Regions from separate parts of the Homo sapiens genome. Here region 1 is linked to region 2. The links are chromatin loops, found by intact Hi-C in ENCODE. Cell type or tissue: mammary epithelial cell. All regions are shown on one strand. Each heading gives the region's core, and the rest is flanking DNA. Links, peaks and the distances in the headings are about the cores only. Region 1 has its middle 39 kb from the start of RDUR. Region 2 has its middle 110 kb from the start of RDUR.

Region 1 (8,342 bases), core at 149-8,148, 150 kb after region 2:
TTGTTGGTGGGAGTATAAATTAGTTCAACCATTGTAGAAGACAGTGTGGCGATTTCTCAATGATTGATAACTAGAAATACCATTTGACCCAGCAATCCCATTACTGGGTATATACCCAAAGGATTATAAATCATTTTACTATGAAGACACATGCACACATGTTTAATGTGGCACTATTCACAATAGCAAAGCCTTGAAACCAACCCAAATGCCCATCAATGATAGACTGGATAAAGAAAATGTGGCACATATACACTATGGAATACTATACAGCCGTTAAAAATGATGAGTTTGTGTCCTTTGCAGGGACATGGATGAAGCTGGAAACCATTATTCTCAGCAAACTACCACAAGAACAGAAAACCAAACACTGCACATTCTCACTCATAAGTGGGAGTTGAACAACAAGAACACATGGACACAGAGAGGGGAACATCACACACTAAGGCCTGTCAGGGGGGTTGGTGGTTAGGGGAGGGATAGCATTAGGAGAAATACCTAATGTAGATGATGGGTTGATGGGTGCAGCAAACCACCATGGCATGTGTATACCTATGTAACAAAACTGCACGTTCTGCACATGTGCCCCAGAACTTAAAGTATAATTTAAAAAAAAAAAAGTTGGCCGGGCACGGTGGCTCACGCCTGTAATTCCAGCACTTTGGGAGGCCGAGGCGGGCAGATCACGAGGTCAGGAGATCGAGACCATCCTGGCTAACACGGTGAAACCCCGTCTCTACTAAAAATACAAAAAATTAGCCGGGCACGGTGGCCGACGCCTGTAGTCCCAGCTACTTGGGAGGCTGAGGCAGGAGAATGGCGAGAACCCAGGAGGCGGAGCTTGTAGTGAACCGAGATCATGCCACTGCACTCCAGCCTGGGCGAAAGAGCAAGACTCTGTCTCAAAAAAAAAAAATTTTTTTTTGGAAGAAAGTGTGGCTATTCTTCAAGGATCTAGAACCAGAAATACCATTTAACCCAGCAATCCCATTACTGGGTATGTACTTGGGTAATCCTTTGGAGGATTATAAATAATGCTACTATAAAGACACATGCACACGTATGTTTATTGAAGCACTGTTCACAATAGCAAAGACTTGGAACCAACCCAAATGTTCATCAGTCATAGACTAGATAAAGAAAACGTGGTACATATACACCATGGAATAATATGCAGCCATAAAAAAGGATGAGTTCATGTCCTTTGCAGGGACATGGATGAAGCTGGAAACCATCATTCTCAGCAAACTAACACAAAAACCACATGTTCTCACTCTTAAGTGCAAGTTGAACAATGAGAACACACAGACACAGGGAGTGGAACATCATACACTGGGGCCTGTCTGGGGGTGGGGGGGTTAGGGGAGGTATAGCATTAGGAGAAATACCTGATGTAGATGACAGGTTGATGGGTGCAGCAAACCACCATGGCACGTGTATACCTATGTAACAAACCTGCATGTCCTGTACACGTATCCCAGAACTTAAAGTATAATTAAAAAAAAAAAAAAAAAAAAGGTTTTGGTTTCTCCACAAATATCACAGTGTAACATATATTCAGGTTCTCTCTGACTCTTTCTCTCTGTCCATCCTTCCACCAATAACTGGTTCATAGTGGGCAGCTCTGAGCACTACAAGAGGTCAAGTTATAATGGGCTCCAAATGTATTCAACAGTACATTTTCCAAAGTAAAGAACTGCTTTTTTGGCTTTTGGTTTTACCATCTTAATGGTGAAACTGTATGTGGATTCATTAAAAGTAAATAACTGCTACTCTCTAAGAGTCTATAATGATGAAAAAAGTCTTCATTAGAAAAAATTGACTGGCCAGACACAGCGGCTCACACTTGTAATCCCAGCACTTCGGGAGGCTGAGGTGGGCAGATCACCAGATGTCAGTAGTTCAAGACCAGCCTGGCCAACATAGTGAAACCCCATCTCTACTAAAAATACAAAAATTAGACAGGTGTGGTAGCACGCACACCTGCAATCCCAGCTACTTCAGAGGCTGAGGCAGGAGAATCACTTGAACCCGGGAAGCAGAGGCTGCAGTGAGCCGAGATCACACCACTGTACTCCAGTCTGAGCAACACAGATTCCATCTCAAAAAAAAAAAAGAAAAAAGAAAGAAAGAAAAGAAAAATCTGGACTTCCCAGAAGCATTTTGTGAGTGCTTTCTTTGATTAATAATTTACCTTAAAGCAATTCAAAGACAAAACTGGTTCATTTTCAAATTCACATCATTGTTGATGATCCAGTCTTACAACCCAGTAGAAAAAATGCCACAAGAGTGGCAAGGCAGTCTGACCAGAGCTTGTCCTACCCGCTACCTTCCACTACCTCTAATCATACTCAGCATTTCTTGAGCACTTGTCACACATCAGGGACTACATTAAACATGTTAGAGGAATTATCTCAATTAATAGTCACAACAACCTGTTTTCCCTACTTTATAGACGAGAAAACATTAGAGAGGTTAAGTAACTTGCCTACGGATACTTAATAAGTGGTAAACAAGACAGGATGTGACTGATTCCAGGCAATATGTGTCTCAATGGCATTTTTACAAGCCAGGGAGCATATCAAAAATGCAGTGTTTACTAAGTCACCTCATATTTCTTTTCTGAATCAACCCCAAACTTATTCATTATGCTTATCCATTAATTGTTTTGTAGCCACTAATTAGCTGTAGCTTGTCCACTGAGAGCTTGACAGACTCATCTGTTTTCCAAATTGACTGTATATGGATTTTTAGAATTTTCTCATTTTAAAATAAAAATTGAGTAGATATGCTCACAGAAGGATTGAAGTTCTATTATCACCAATATTTCATATGTTATTGGGTTTTCAATCTCATTTTGTCTTAATTTTTCTCATTTGTGTTGCCCTTGAAGTTGTAAGTTTTAGGGCTTAGGGGCCATGTCTTTTTGTTTGAAAACAAAAGAGCTTCAGAATAAAAGATTGAAAGATTAAAAAAAACTGTTAGCAATGAATGCTTCTGGGTTAATGGGATTGTGCATAACTTTTTTATTTCTGTATTTTCCAATTTCCAAATTTTCCACGAAGTTCTTATAGCTAGAGAAAAGTATTATTTTAAATAATTTTAACTTCTCTTGTCTATGACAATATATGTTGATTTCCATAAAATGCCTCATTAACACTGAAAATAATCTAAACCCTGGTATCAGTAATAAATAGAAGTAAAATTCTTAGATTCATCCAAGGCAAGGGCTGCATGTGCTGGAGGCCTAGTGAGAGGGAGCCACTCCAACAGAAGAAAGGAGAAAAGTTGGAAGCAGAGAATTTTAGTGCCCTCATCATTGCTCCCCTGAATTCAAGCGGCCCAGGTTCATAAACCCACAGAGTGCTTTCTACAGGTCCACAAAATAAAACCTTACAGCACCCTATATGACAGGTGGGCTCTATAGCAGAAATGTGACTTGTCACCTGCCTGGAGCACAGAGCCATTCACAGTCCCAGAGATGGTTTTTCTAGGCAGTGAAGTGGTTCTGAGATTCTGTCTAGGATACTTTTAAGCATAGACTCAGAAATAACAAGTATTTAATGAAGGTAGTCAATACTAGAAAGATTCCTTCCATCTCAGAGAAAAAACTTGGAAGCTAGAAAGACTTAGGTTTTTAAACAGGGATTGGTTTCTCTGGCATTGCAGATATGTTGAAATACATCGAAACCCTTGCTCTGCCTGCTTCCTGATGCTTTTGTTATTATTGTGCCTTGTGATGTCATCAGTTGTGAGCTGGTGATATCATAGTGCATTATTTGAGCCCTAGTCATCACCCAAGTGCTGCTGAGAGGACAGATGATTGAGAGAATGACAGAGAAAATGTTGGAATCTCCTCCTATGCATGAGTCAGAGAGGAAATTGCTACCATCTTCAAGGTCTACTGAGGAAGCACATACTGAATGCTGGAAGCACCAGGGGAGATCCCCAGCTGTTCTTGTCAGAGCAACCCTGAAAGCAAGATCAGAATGGCTGCTCCAAGAGACTGGACCAGGCCACAAAGCATACAGAGAAAACAAGGGTGGGATACATGGATACAGAGAAAACAGGGGCGGGAAGGGGTATGGGGGACATACTTTGGGAAGAAGTCCTCCAAGAAATAGTAAAATCTTTACTCAGGGAAATAGTACAATGCCTCCAGGAGGTAAGACAGAAGCAAAACTTGACAGAAGCTCATCCTTAATCCCTTTGGAAATACAGATTTCTCTCTGGGCCAGAATCCTAACAAGGTAGCCCAGTGAATCCTTGGAAAACAACCATTAAAAGCACGATTTTATGATTTATAGACTCAGTGACTGAATTAATATCACACTTCTGACGTGTACCAGCTGTGATTTAAGGTGATTACTTAACCTCTCTGAGCCCCAGCTTCCTCATCTGTAAAATAAATAATGAGCCCTAATCATAGAGATGCCATAAGAATTAAATGAAGAAATGTTTATAAAGTACTATGTATAGAAAGTACACAGTGCCTAGCATAAAGTAGGCCTACAAAAAAAATAGCTACTAAGTGTATGTGTGTGTGTGTGTGTGTGTGTGTTTGTGTATAGAATTGTGTATTTTTGAATACCTGGTATATCTCATGACAAAGAAAGATGAGAAGCATTCTGGTTTTGGTTTTGGACTTATTAAAGGAGATATTATGCAAAATGTTTTATATGTCAGAATCCCCCCAAAAAATTAGTCCAAATAACAGTGTACCATGACAAAGTTATCCTGTGTTCTGGGTTAATGGCTTTTCAAACTCATTTGGAGTCGGTTTAGGTAAAATACTGTGCAAGTTTCTATATATCAAAGAAAAATTGCACAGCATAGAGCTAAACAGGCAAGAAAGACTGTATTCAATACTTATTGCCATAGGAGTCAAGTCTATTGCAATAGGGGAGAATGGTTAAACTTGAAAACAAAAAGAGGGAGAATTTTTAAGCACTGGAGTGAGCAAATAGAAAAGTACTAGAGGACATTAGCGCTGGCCAGTGGGAGTAGGCCATCTGTGTTTGCTAGCTGGTGCTTGTTCATGTATTAAAGCTAGGCTCCTATGGTCCCACAGAGACTGGGAAATAGGGGAGCTGTCTTTCTTGATAATTACATTGCAAAGTGGCGGCTCCCAGGTCCTTGTGAAAGACATTCCTGGGTTATAAAACTTGCAAGAGGTTGGGAGAAGATTGACCTCTCAGAGGGCCAAAGAATTTACAATTACAAGCTTTCTACAGTAAATATTCTTCCTTCTGAACTACAGTTCTATGAAAAAGGGGGGAAAAAAGAAAGGAAAAATGAAGTACATGCTCTAAGAAAAAGAGAGCTCAAGGGCCTATACTCGGGAAGAAGCCTGTCTAAAATTTAGTCAAGCTGAGGGGAACTTTAAGACCATCTTGATCATATACCCAGCTTGGCAGGGTCTGCCTTCATGTATCAGTGAGGAGATTGCCATCTAAAGCATGTCTTCTCTGGAAGCACCTGTCTAAAACTAGTTGCCTACCTCCATTTGCAATAACCTGACTTTCATGGGTCTGGACATTCCCCTCATTTGAGTCATTCTCCTGTGTTAGACAACAAAGTTGAGTGCACGGTTTGTAGGAGACCATAGTTAATAACATTGGTGTGATCTGGGGGCAGGAATGAAGGACCTACCTGCATCTCTTATTAGCCTTTCTGTCAGGGAAAGACCTCAGCAAAATTTTGATGTAGACAAAGGCTTTCCAATCTTTCCTTCCTTTTCAGCTCTTCTTGTTTCAGACACCGTATGCCCTCAGCCTCTCCCCTCTCCTTTCGTTTTCTCCCAGAAACTAGCTTCTGAATCTTATACTAAAATGGAACAAACTGGCTAATAGCCTAAAATAAGCCAAAATGTTTGTATATTACTAAAATCTTAAACTTGGTGAAATCTTTTGTTTGGGCCAGCAGTGAGTTAAAATGTTACAGGACCTCACCCTTAATGCTGAAACTGCCCCCTTCTAGCAAACAGTTGTCACATTGAAAGACAGGACAGGAAAGCATCGAGGGAGACCCCAACCTGCCAAGGACAAACCTGGATAGCTGGGGAATGGCCCCATGCCACAGCAGGGAAAGCAGGCACTAAGGTGAATGCCTGGAAATGAGGGATGACAGGGATTCTGGAGGCCCTTGAAGAAGGATTCTAAAAGAATATGTCTAACCAAAGCTGGGAAATGAAGATCAGTGTCTTCTCCCTGTAACTTTTGTCTTGAATGAGTTCTAGAGATGAAAGAATATGAGACCCTAAAAAACAACCCTTCTGTTCACCTTTACCCCTCAAGTACTGTCTCAGGCCTTTCCTTCTGGTCTCAAAGCTCTTTTAGGAGATGGAGTTCCCCATACAGTCCAAATAATATGTCAATTGCTTCTATATCACTACTCCTCTCAATAATTCATTTTAATACGTATAGCCAAGACACAGTTATATGAGTTAATATATGTAAGACAGGAAAAGGGTTGCTGGTATATAATAAGGTATATGCTATATGCATATTAGCTATGATTTTTATCATTATTATGCCACAGCCCTGATTGTGAGGGATATTTGTCAAAGCCAGAGTAGAAAGATACCCCAGTTATAGCTGCTAGGTCAGCACCATAAAAGAGAGGAACCCAGTACATATCCATAAAGGAAGATGCAATCATCCTGTTCTTTATAATGACTTAAGATAGCAGGATGGATAATATCTTTCCAGAGACAGACTTCCCCAAGGATGCCAGTCTTGCTGCCTTGTATCAGTCAACTGAACCTATTCTTACTTGGGGTTACCTCTGCCCAGCACCACAGATACATGTAGGATCTGAATGTGGAAGATCTCCAGCTCTGGTAATATTCCTCTGAGATATTTCTTGTAAGAAATTCATCTGTAAAGCAAATATAAGGGAAAGTCCTGTGATACTTGAAGGATCGTCTCTCTTGACTCCTGTCAGCATCCTTCAAAGTGACCAGCTAGATTGATTTCATAACACCCAGTCCCAGCAACAGCAGTTCTGCTTCCGGGGGAAGGCCAACTTCCAAAAATCACAATAGAACCGTTGATGTAGGGTAATTTAGTGCTAAACGGACCCAGCAGGGTGGGTTTTTTTTTTCTTAAAAGGGAAGAGTGCAGTAAAGATAGTTTGGTTTGGGGCCTGACCTAAATCTTTCACTTCCTCTTACAGGAGAGAAGCAGATGTTAACTACAGGGTTGGGGAGGGAATGGGGAAGAAGAAGAGAACAAAATAAAATTGTGGTTCAAATTATTGTTAACACGTCAGTCTGATGATGCTCATTCTCTCATGTAAGCATTTAGAAATTCAACACAGAGACCATCTTCATTTTTGTTCATAAATTATTTATGCCTACTTCACCTTTTCTTTAAAGGCACAAATAAAATAAAATAAAAGTGAAGCCAGCAAAAGACAAGCCATCTTTTCAACACATGGTGCTGCAATAATTAGATATACAGAAAGACAAAGATGAATCCAAACCCTTATCTCACATCATACACAAAAAATTAATTCAAAACGAATCAACATTCATTGGAATTTATCAAATTTTTTTAAGTTTTGCACTTCAAAAGATACCATTAACAAAATAAAAAGGTAAATCACATACTGGGAGAAAAATACTTGTAAGTCATGTATCTGGTAAGGGACTTGTATCCAGAATATATAAAGAACTCTTACAATTTAATAGTAAGAAGAAAACTCAATTTTTAAAGTGGGCAAAACATTTGAATAAACATTTTACTAAAGAAGATATCTGAATGACCAATAAGCACAAGAAAAGATGCTTAACATCATTTGTTACTAGGGAAATGCAAATTCTTTTTTTTTTCTTTTTTTTGAGACAGGGTCTTACTCTGTCACCCAGACTGTAGTGCAGTGACACAATCACGGCTCACTCCAGCCTCAACTGGAGTCAAACGATCCTGCCACCTCAGCCTCCTGAGTAGCTGGAACCACAGGTGTGTGCCACCTTGCCTGGCTAATTTTTGTATTTTTTGTAGAGACAGGGTTTCACCACATTGCCCAGGCTGGTCTCAAGCTCCTGAGCTCAAATGATCTGCCTGCCTCAGCCACCCAAGATGCTAGGATTACATGCATGAGCTACTGTACCCAGCTGGGAAATGCAAGTTAAAGCCAAGGTAAGATACCACTGCACACCCATTAAAATGGCTATAATCCAAAAGGCAGGCAATAGCAAGTGTTGGTACAGACATAGAGAAACTGGAACCTTCATACATCGTTGCAGGATATGTAAAATGGTACAGCTACTTTGGAAAACAGTTTAAAAGTTAAACATAAATTAACCATAAGATCCAGCAATTCTTCTTCTAGGTATC
Region 2 (8,342 bases), core at 236-8,235:
TGCCCCCAAACTCTATGCTCAACACAGTGGCCAGAGTGACCCATATAAATGTAGGCCAGATCCTGCCTTTCTTTTGTTCTACCCTCTCCCCTCCCTAAAGGCTTCCCAAACCAAAGGTCTTTCAATGGCTGAAAGACCCTGTGCAGTCTGACTCCCTGTTAGGTACCTGACCTTTTCTCCTCCCTCCCATCCACTCTATACTGAACACACTTGTCTTCTTTCTGTTCTCCAATGCATCAGACACACTCCCACCTCAGGATTTTGGCACTGCTGTTCTCTCAACCAAGAACACTTTTGCCCTAGAAGCCATCAGTGTGCCTCACTCCCTTGCTTCCTTTGGGTCTTTGGCCAAATGCCACAACTCAGTGAGCCTTCCTTAAATCTTTTTGAAATTGCAACCATCCCTCTCCTGCCACTTACTACTCTTCTTTTCTGCTTTTTTTCATAGTATTCATCAGCTATTTCATATACACCTTGTATTTATAATAGGTCTCTACCACTATACTCTAAGGTCCTTAAGAACAGAGATTTTTGTTTATTTTGTTCACTGCCATATCCCCAGTGACTCCCAGGATGAGTGACTTGTACATAGCAGGCACCAAACATGTATTTATTGAATGTGTTTCTCTGAACCCTGCACAATGCCAGGAGAGATTTACAGGAACAACCCCTGTCCTCCAGAAACTCTTAGTGTAGTTGGGGAGTTTGACAATTGCTAATACTTTATAAAGTCAGATCTCTAAGGTTAACACCCTAACACCTTCTTAGTTCCTCTTAGATACTGTGACTGCACCTAAGGGAAGGTGCCTTTAGGAGGAAGGTAGTTCATAGGTTGTGGTTTTGTGGTGGAACCTCCTGGTTTCAAGTAAGCATTGCTGACTTGGACAAAGATCTGAGCTTATTTTTTCTAATCAACTGTGCTTTCTCTATGAACATTGATGTTTTTATTAAAATAGCAAAGGATAATAAATGCCTCTCTTGTATTATATTTAACCCTTGAGGCAGAGAGGTCCAAAACACAAAAAAACCTATCTGATATTTTAGGCAGAGTTTCTCTTGACTCAAAACCACTTCTAGCACATTCATTAGGAAGGTTACTATCAAAAATAAATAAATAAATAAATAAATAAAACAAGTGTTGGAAAGGATGTAGAGGAAATGGAACCTTTGTGTACTGTTGGTACTAATGTAAAAATGGTGCTGCCACTGTGGAAAACATTAAGATAATTTCTCAAAAATTAAAAATAAGGCCAGGCACAGTGGCTCATCCCTGTAATCCCAGCACTTTGGAAGGCTAAGGCAAGTGGATCACCTGAGGTCACAAGTTCAAGACAAGCTTGGCCAACATGATGAAACCCCATCTCAACTAAAAATACAAAAATTAACTGGGCATGGTGGTGGGCCCCTGTAATCCCAGCTACTTGGGAGGCTGAGACAGGAGACTCGCTTGAACCAGGGAGGCAGAGGTTGCAGTGAGCCAAGATTGAGCCATTGCACTCCAGCCTGGGTGACAAGAGCAAAACTCCATCTCAAAAAAATAATTAAAAATAGAATTACCATATGATCCAGCCATTCCACTTCTGGGTATATATCTGTTATGGTTTGGATCTGTGTCCCTCCCAAATCTCATGTCAAATTGTAACCTCCAGCGTTGGAGGAGAGGCCTAGTGGGAGGTGACAGGATCATGGGGGTGGAGTTCTCATGAATAGTTTAGAACCCTCCCTTTGGTGCTATTCTCATGATAGAGTTCTTATGAGATCTGGTTGTTTAAAAGTGTGTGGCACCTTCCCCATTCTCCCTTTCTCCTGCTCTGGCCATTTGAAGATGCCTGCTCCAGCTTTGCCTTCTATCACAACTGTAAGTTTCCTGAGGTCTTCCCAGAAGCAGATGCTGCCATGCTTCCTGAACAGCCTACGGAACCATGAATCAGTTAAACCCCTTTTCTTTATAAATTATCCAGTATCAGGTATTTCTTCATAGCAATGTGAGAAGAGATGAATACAATATTCAAAAGAATTGAAAGCATAGACATGAAAAGATATTGGTACACTCATGTTCATAGCAACATTGTTCACAAGAGCTAAAAGGAAGAAACAACCCAAGTGTCTATTGGGATGAATGGATAAACAAAATGTGGTACACACACACACACACACACAAATATTATTCAGCCTTGAAAAGGAAGGAAATGCTACAACATGAATACATGTTGAGAATGTTGAAGTATGATTCTGTTTGTATAATGTATCTAGAATCATCAGACTCATAGAACTAGAAAGAAGAATGATGGTTGGCAGGGCCTAGGGGGAGGAAAGAATGGAGAGTTGTTTAGTGGGTATAGTGGGTTGTTGTTTAGTGGGTATATTCAGTTTTGCAAGATGAAAAAGTTCTGGAAATTAGTTGCACAACAATGTGAATATATTTAACACCACTGAACTGCACACTTAAAATTCAGATAAGTTTTATGTGTATTTTACCACAATAAACACTTTCAATTAAAAAATACAATACACCTATAATATAAGAGAAATCTCTCTATTGGACATTTGAATATGTGGGCACTAACTCCTTTTGTGTAAGCACATTGGTCTCAATATATCAAAAAGATTTTTTAATAAAAAAGGAAGGAAAAATCAATGGGCATTAGATCGTCTATAATGGGAATACTACAGTAACTTAAAATTCCTCTATATTCTATTCTTCCTCAATTTCTTGAAAAGTTTTTTGGTGATATCAGCAGTCCCTGGGTGATGAGTGAGGGCAGGACACTTTTCATACCTGGGATTCACCCTCTAGTGATTTGACATATCCACCCAGGGTTACTGGCTCACAAGGGTGGGTGCGTCTAACCATCTCTCCAGGAGACAAAATGGTTAAACAAGAGTAAAGGGCAGGTTTCTGGACCTTGAAGCTTTCTTTAAGATTGACCAGTGAACAAGATTTCTTCTCACTCCAGGCAGCAGATCCAGCATAAGGAAAGTTAGAGAGGCATGAGGAAAATACAGTTCAATCCCGACATCGATGAAGACTTCAGTGCTTTAGGTGCATGTGGCTGCTTAGGAGAGATCAGTGGCAGATAAGAATATGCTATTCATTATTTGGGGGGAAATTATTTAATCTCTCTAAGCTCAGCTTTTTTATTGTAAAAAATGGAGATAAAACTACTGACTTCACAGGATTCTTGTGAAGGTTAAATGGGGTTCATTGAAATGTCCTATCATATTGACTCACACATAAAGAGACACATAGTAATAGTTCATTACCAGTCTTAGCTGTAAATCATGAAAGATCTCATGATCTAAAGCAAAGAGTTTGAATTAGTCCTATAAAATATATTTTTTAATCTTTAAAGTTTTTTAAGAGTGATATGATCACATGTATATTTTAGAAAAGAACATTCAGTAATAACATGTTAGAAGTAGACAAGATTGGAGAGCAATAAAGGAAGGAAGAGTAGTTTCAAGGTTAGTGCAAGATTACAGATGACAAAAGAGGAGTGTGTAAGTAGTTACATTGCAATTAGCCAAAACAACCAAATAGTCCCTGTTTATTCTTAGTCAACAGAAATGGAAATGTTCATGTAAGCATGGAAAAGCCTTTTTATTTTCATTCTCTCTGTGTCTCCGAAAAGGAAAGAGGTAACAGTGAAAATAATAAATAAAGCTTTTTTACCCTGGGCCCTACAAACAACCAAAGATTTTTAATGTTATGGGGAGAGCAAGCATTATAAGGAAGAGAGGAAGTTTTCTGCCAGGCCTTTTGATATTATACTCCCCAGAGCTGGAACATACTGGTATCGTAAATGAGTACGATACCAGGTTCTCGAATCATGTTTTTATTCAACACACTTTTGTTATAATATTTATGAGAAAAAGCAAAATCAATTCCTGGCAGGGATCACTGTCTGTGTGGAGTTTGCATGTTCTCGCCAGGCCTGCTTGGGTTTTCTCCAGGTTCTCCGGCTTCCTCCTACATCCCAAAGATGTTAGGTTTATCGGTATATCTAAATTGTCCTAGACTGAGTGAGTGTGGGTGTGGGTATGAGTGTGCCCCGTGATGGGATGGCGTGCGGTCCAGGGCTGGTTCCCACCTTGCCTCCTGAGCTGCCCCATGATAGTCTCCCAGGCCACCTACGACTCTGAACTGGAATAAGTGGGTTGCAAAATAAATAAATGAACACAAGTTATTGCCAAATACAAATTTGTAATGAAATAAAACAATTTTTAAAATTCATAAAATCTATGATAATCATCCAAATGCATGACAATAAATGATGTGGTATGAATATTTGTAATTGTGTTTGAACTGCGTGGTGGGAGGAGGTGCTCTCTACCATTTTTACTTTGCAGACACTTATTCTTTGATTTAACCCACCACCACGAAGACTGCCATCACTCACTGATTCACCAAAAACTGGGTAAATAATTATCTGACTCGTTCTTATTAATCTTTCTTAAATATATGTATATAGCTCACACTTATTTCAATGTTTGATATTAGAAGTGTTTTGGGTCAGAAGTTTGGTAATGTTTTTGTTACCAGAAACATACCATAGGAACTTAACTCTTGTTTAAATCAATTAGCCTCTGATAAAATTTGTTTCATGATGTGTTGTTTCATTTAAAGTCACAATTTTCAAGAACCTATCAACAAGGTCAAGTGAGGACTTACTGTACTTGAAGGATTTCATCAAAAGTTAGAAAATTCTGGATGAATTGTTTACTCATAGCTAAAAGTAGGAGCTGATTGCAGTTAAGTAGTGATAGCATACAAGTGAAACCAATTCCCAAATGGATCTGGGTGTTTGAAAAATCATTTGTGTAATCCTATTTAGATACAACAAATTTTCAAAGTATTTTTCTTAGCAATATTCTTTATTTAAATTAGATTATATACAGCTCCACAATATATTTAAAAAACATAAAAGGCTGAGCTGTTTTGACTAAATATGCGCATGATGAATATATGAATCTGGCATGAGTAAGATGAGTGAGAAGGAGAGAAATCCTGGCCTAACAGCATCCTCTATGCTCCTTCTGGAAGCCAGTTCAAAAAGCACTTACACAAGGACAAATACAACTTCTCCCTTTGCATAGGAGGCAGTTTGGGGTTTGAATGATGCCAAATGAGAGTACACATGTAGTAGAATGAAATTCGCATATATTAACTAGGTACTTCCCACCTATTCTTTGTCTTCTGGCCTTTACCGATGAGTCAGATAACATTCATGCCTCAGGGTCAGCGCCAAAACATTACACAGCCAGAGAACAAAGAATTTTAGTTGCATAAGTTTTAAGGCTCAAACATATACTAAGGCTCAAAGTAGACTTTCATAAATCCATGTCTAGATCTGTGAAGAATGTAATTGGTGGTTTGATAGAAACAGCATTGAATCTGTAAATTGCTTTGGGCAGTGTGGCCATTTTAATTACATTAATTCTTTCTACCCATGAGCATGGGATGTTTTTTCATTTGTTTGTGTCATCTCTGATTTCTCTGAGCAGTTATTTTGTAATTCTCATTGTAGAGATCTTTCACCTCCCTTGTTAGCTGTGTTCCTAGGTGTTTTATTTTATTTTATTTTATTTTACTTTATTTTGTTTTATCTTTTGTGACAGTTGTGAATGGGATTGCATTCCTCATTTGGCCTTTGGCTTGGCTGTTGTCGGTGTATAAAATGTTAGTGTTTTTGTACATTGATTTTATATCCTGAAATTTGGCTGAAATTGTTTATCAACTGAAGGAGCTTTTGGGCCAAGACTATGGGGTTTTCTAGATAAAGAATCATATCACCTGCAAACAGGGATAGTTTGAATTCCTCTCTTCCTATTTAGATGTCCTTTATTTCCTTCTCTTGCCTGATTGCTCTGGCCAGGACTTCCAGTACTGTGTTGAATAGGAGTGATGAAAGACAGCATACTTGTCTTGTCATGGTTTTCAAGGGGAATACTTCCAGCTTTTGCCCATTCAGTATGATGTTGGCTGTGGGTTTGTGTATTAGTCTGTTTTCACACTGCTGATAAAGACATACCTGAGATTGGGAAGAAAATGAGGTTTAATGGACTTACAGTTCCACATGTCTGGGGAGGCCTCACAATCATGGTGGAAGGCAAGGCGGAGCAAGTCACATCTTTACATGGATAGCGGCACTCAAAGAGAGTTTACCCAGGGAAACTCCCCTTGTCGAAACCATCAGATCTCATAAGACTTATTCACTATCATGAGAACAGCATGAGAAAGACCTGCCCCAATGATTCAATTACCTCCTAACAGGTCCCTCCCACAACATGTGGGAATTCAAGATGATATTTGGGTGGGGACACAGCCAAACCATATCATTCTGCCCCTGGCCCCTCCCAAATCTCATGTCCTCACATTTCAAAACCAATCATGACTTCTCAACAGTCCCCCAAAGTCTTAACTTATTTCAGCATTAACTTAAAAGTCCACAGTCCAAAGTCTCATCTGAGACAAGGCAAGTCCCTTCTGCATAGAAGCCTATATAATCAAAATCAAGTTAAATATTTCCTAGATACAATGGGGGTACAGGCATTGGGTAAATACAGCCATTCCAAATGGGAGAAAGTGGCCAAAATGAAGGGGCTACAGGACCCATGCAAGTCCAAAATCCAGCTGGGCAGTCAAATCTTAAAGCTCCAAAATGATCTCCTTTTAATCCATGTCTCACATCTGGGTCATGCTGATACAAGAGGTGGGTTCCCATGGTCTTTGGCAGCTCCGCCCCTGCGGCTCTGCAGGGTATAGCCTCCCTGCCAGCTGCTTTAATGGGCTGGTGTTGAGTGTCTGTGGCTTTTCCAGGTACACGGTGCAAGCTGTCAGTGGATCTACCATTCTGGGGTCTGGAGGAAGGTGGCCCTGTTCTCACAGCTCCACTAGGCCATGCCCCAGACTCTGTGTGGGGGTTTCAACCTCACATTTCCCTTCCACGCTGCCCTAGCAAAGGTTCTCCATGAAAGCACTACCCCTGCAGCAAACTTCTTCCTGGACATTCAGGCATTTCCATACATCCTCTGAAATCTAGGCAGAGGTTCCCAAACCCCAATTTTTGGCTGCTGTGCACTGGCAGGCTCAACACCACGTAGAAGCTGCCAAGGCTTGAGGCTTGCACCCTCTGAAGCCACGGCCTGAGCTCTATGTTGGCCCCTTTCAGCCACTGCTGGAGCAGCTGGGATGCACGGTACCAAGTCCCTAGGGAGTACACAGCACGCAGACCCTGGGCCCAGCCCACAAAACAACTTTTTCCTCCTAGGCCTCTGGACCTGTGATGGGAGGGGCTGCCATGAAGACTTCTGACATTCCCTAGAGACATTTTCCCCATTGTCTTGGGGATTAACATTTGGCTCCTCATTACTTATGCAAATTTCTGCATCCAGCTTGAATTTCTCCTCAGAAAATAGGATTTTCTTTTCTATCTCATTGTCAGGCTGCAAATTTTCCAAACTTGTATGCTCTGTTTCCCTTTTAAAACTGGATGCCTTTAACAACACCCAAGTCACCTCTTAAGTGCTTTGCTGCTTAAAAATGTCTTCCACCAGATACCCTAAATCATCTCTCTCAAGTTCAAAGTTCCACAAGTCTCTAGGGCAGGGGCAAAATATCACCAGTCTCTTTGCTAAAACATAGTAAGAGTCAGCTTTTCTCCAGTTCCCAACAAGTTCCTCATCTCCATCTGAGACCACCTCAGCGTGGATTTCATTGTCTATATTATTATCAGCATTTTGGTCAAAGACATACAACAAGTCTCTAAGAAGTTCCAAATTTTCCCACATTTTTCTGTCTTCTTCTGAGCCCTTCAAATTTTTCAAATCTCTGCCTGTTACTCAGTTCCAAAGTCACTTCCACATTTTCGGGTATCTTTTCAGCTGCGCCCCACTCCACTGGTACTCATTTACTGCATTAGTCTGTTTTCATGCTGCTGATAAAGACGTACCTGAGACTGGGCAATTTACAAAAGAAAGAGGCTTAATGGACTTACAGTTCCATGTGGCTAGGGAGGCCTCACAATCATGGTGAAAGGGGAAAGGCACTTCTTACATGGCAGCAGCAAGAGAGAGAATGAGAGCCAAGTGAAAGGGGTTTCACCTTATAAAACCATCAGATCTCGTGAGGCTTATTCACTACCATGAGAACAGTATGGGAGAAACCGCCCCCACGATTCAATTATCTCCCACCAGGTCCTTCCCACAACACATGGGAATTATGGGAATATAATTCAAGATGAGATTTGGGTGGGGACACAGGGCCAAACCATATTAGTTTGTATTCATATGGAACAAAAAAAAAGCCCAAATAGCCCAGGCAATCCTAAGCAAAAAGAACA

The links. A loop is a pair of places that touch in the nucleus more often than their neighbours do. Peaks named below come from ENCODE experiments on the same cell type or tissue, not always from the same donor. Only the 100,000 strongest peaks of a DNase experiment are listed, where the experiment ranks them.
Region 1: a loop joins it to region 2, with 2.0 times the contacts of the local background. A loop is called at or near these places in 2 of 110 quality-filtered maps.

The regions. Positions count from the first base shown.
Region 1 is chr3:101,897,719-101,906,060 of GRCh38, reverse strand. No RefSeq gene overlaps it. Among named protein-coding and RNA genes, the nearest start is that of RDUR, 39 kb to the left of the region's middle. In mammary epithelial cell, for the core only: no CTCF peak of the experiment used is centred there; DNase peaks (open chromatin) are centred at 2,430 and 3,800; H3K27ac peaks cover 1,461 bases.
Region 2 is chr3:102,050,454-102,058,795 of GRCh38, reverse strand. No RefSeq gene overlaps it. Among named protein-coding and RNA genes, the nearest start is that of RDUR, 110 kb to the right of the region's middle. In mammary epithelial cell, for the core only: no CTCF peak of the experiment used is centred there; a DNase peak (open chromatin) is centred at 5,215; H3K27ac peaks cover 1,293 bases.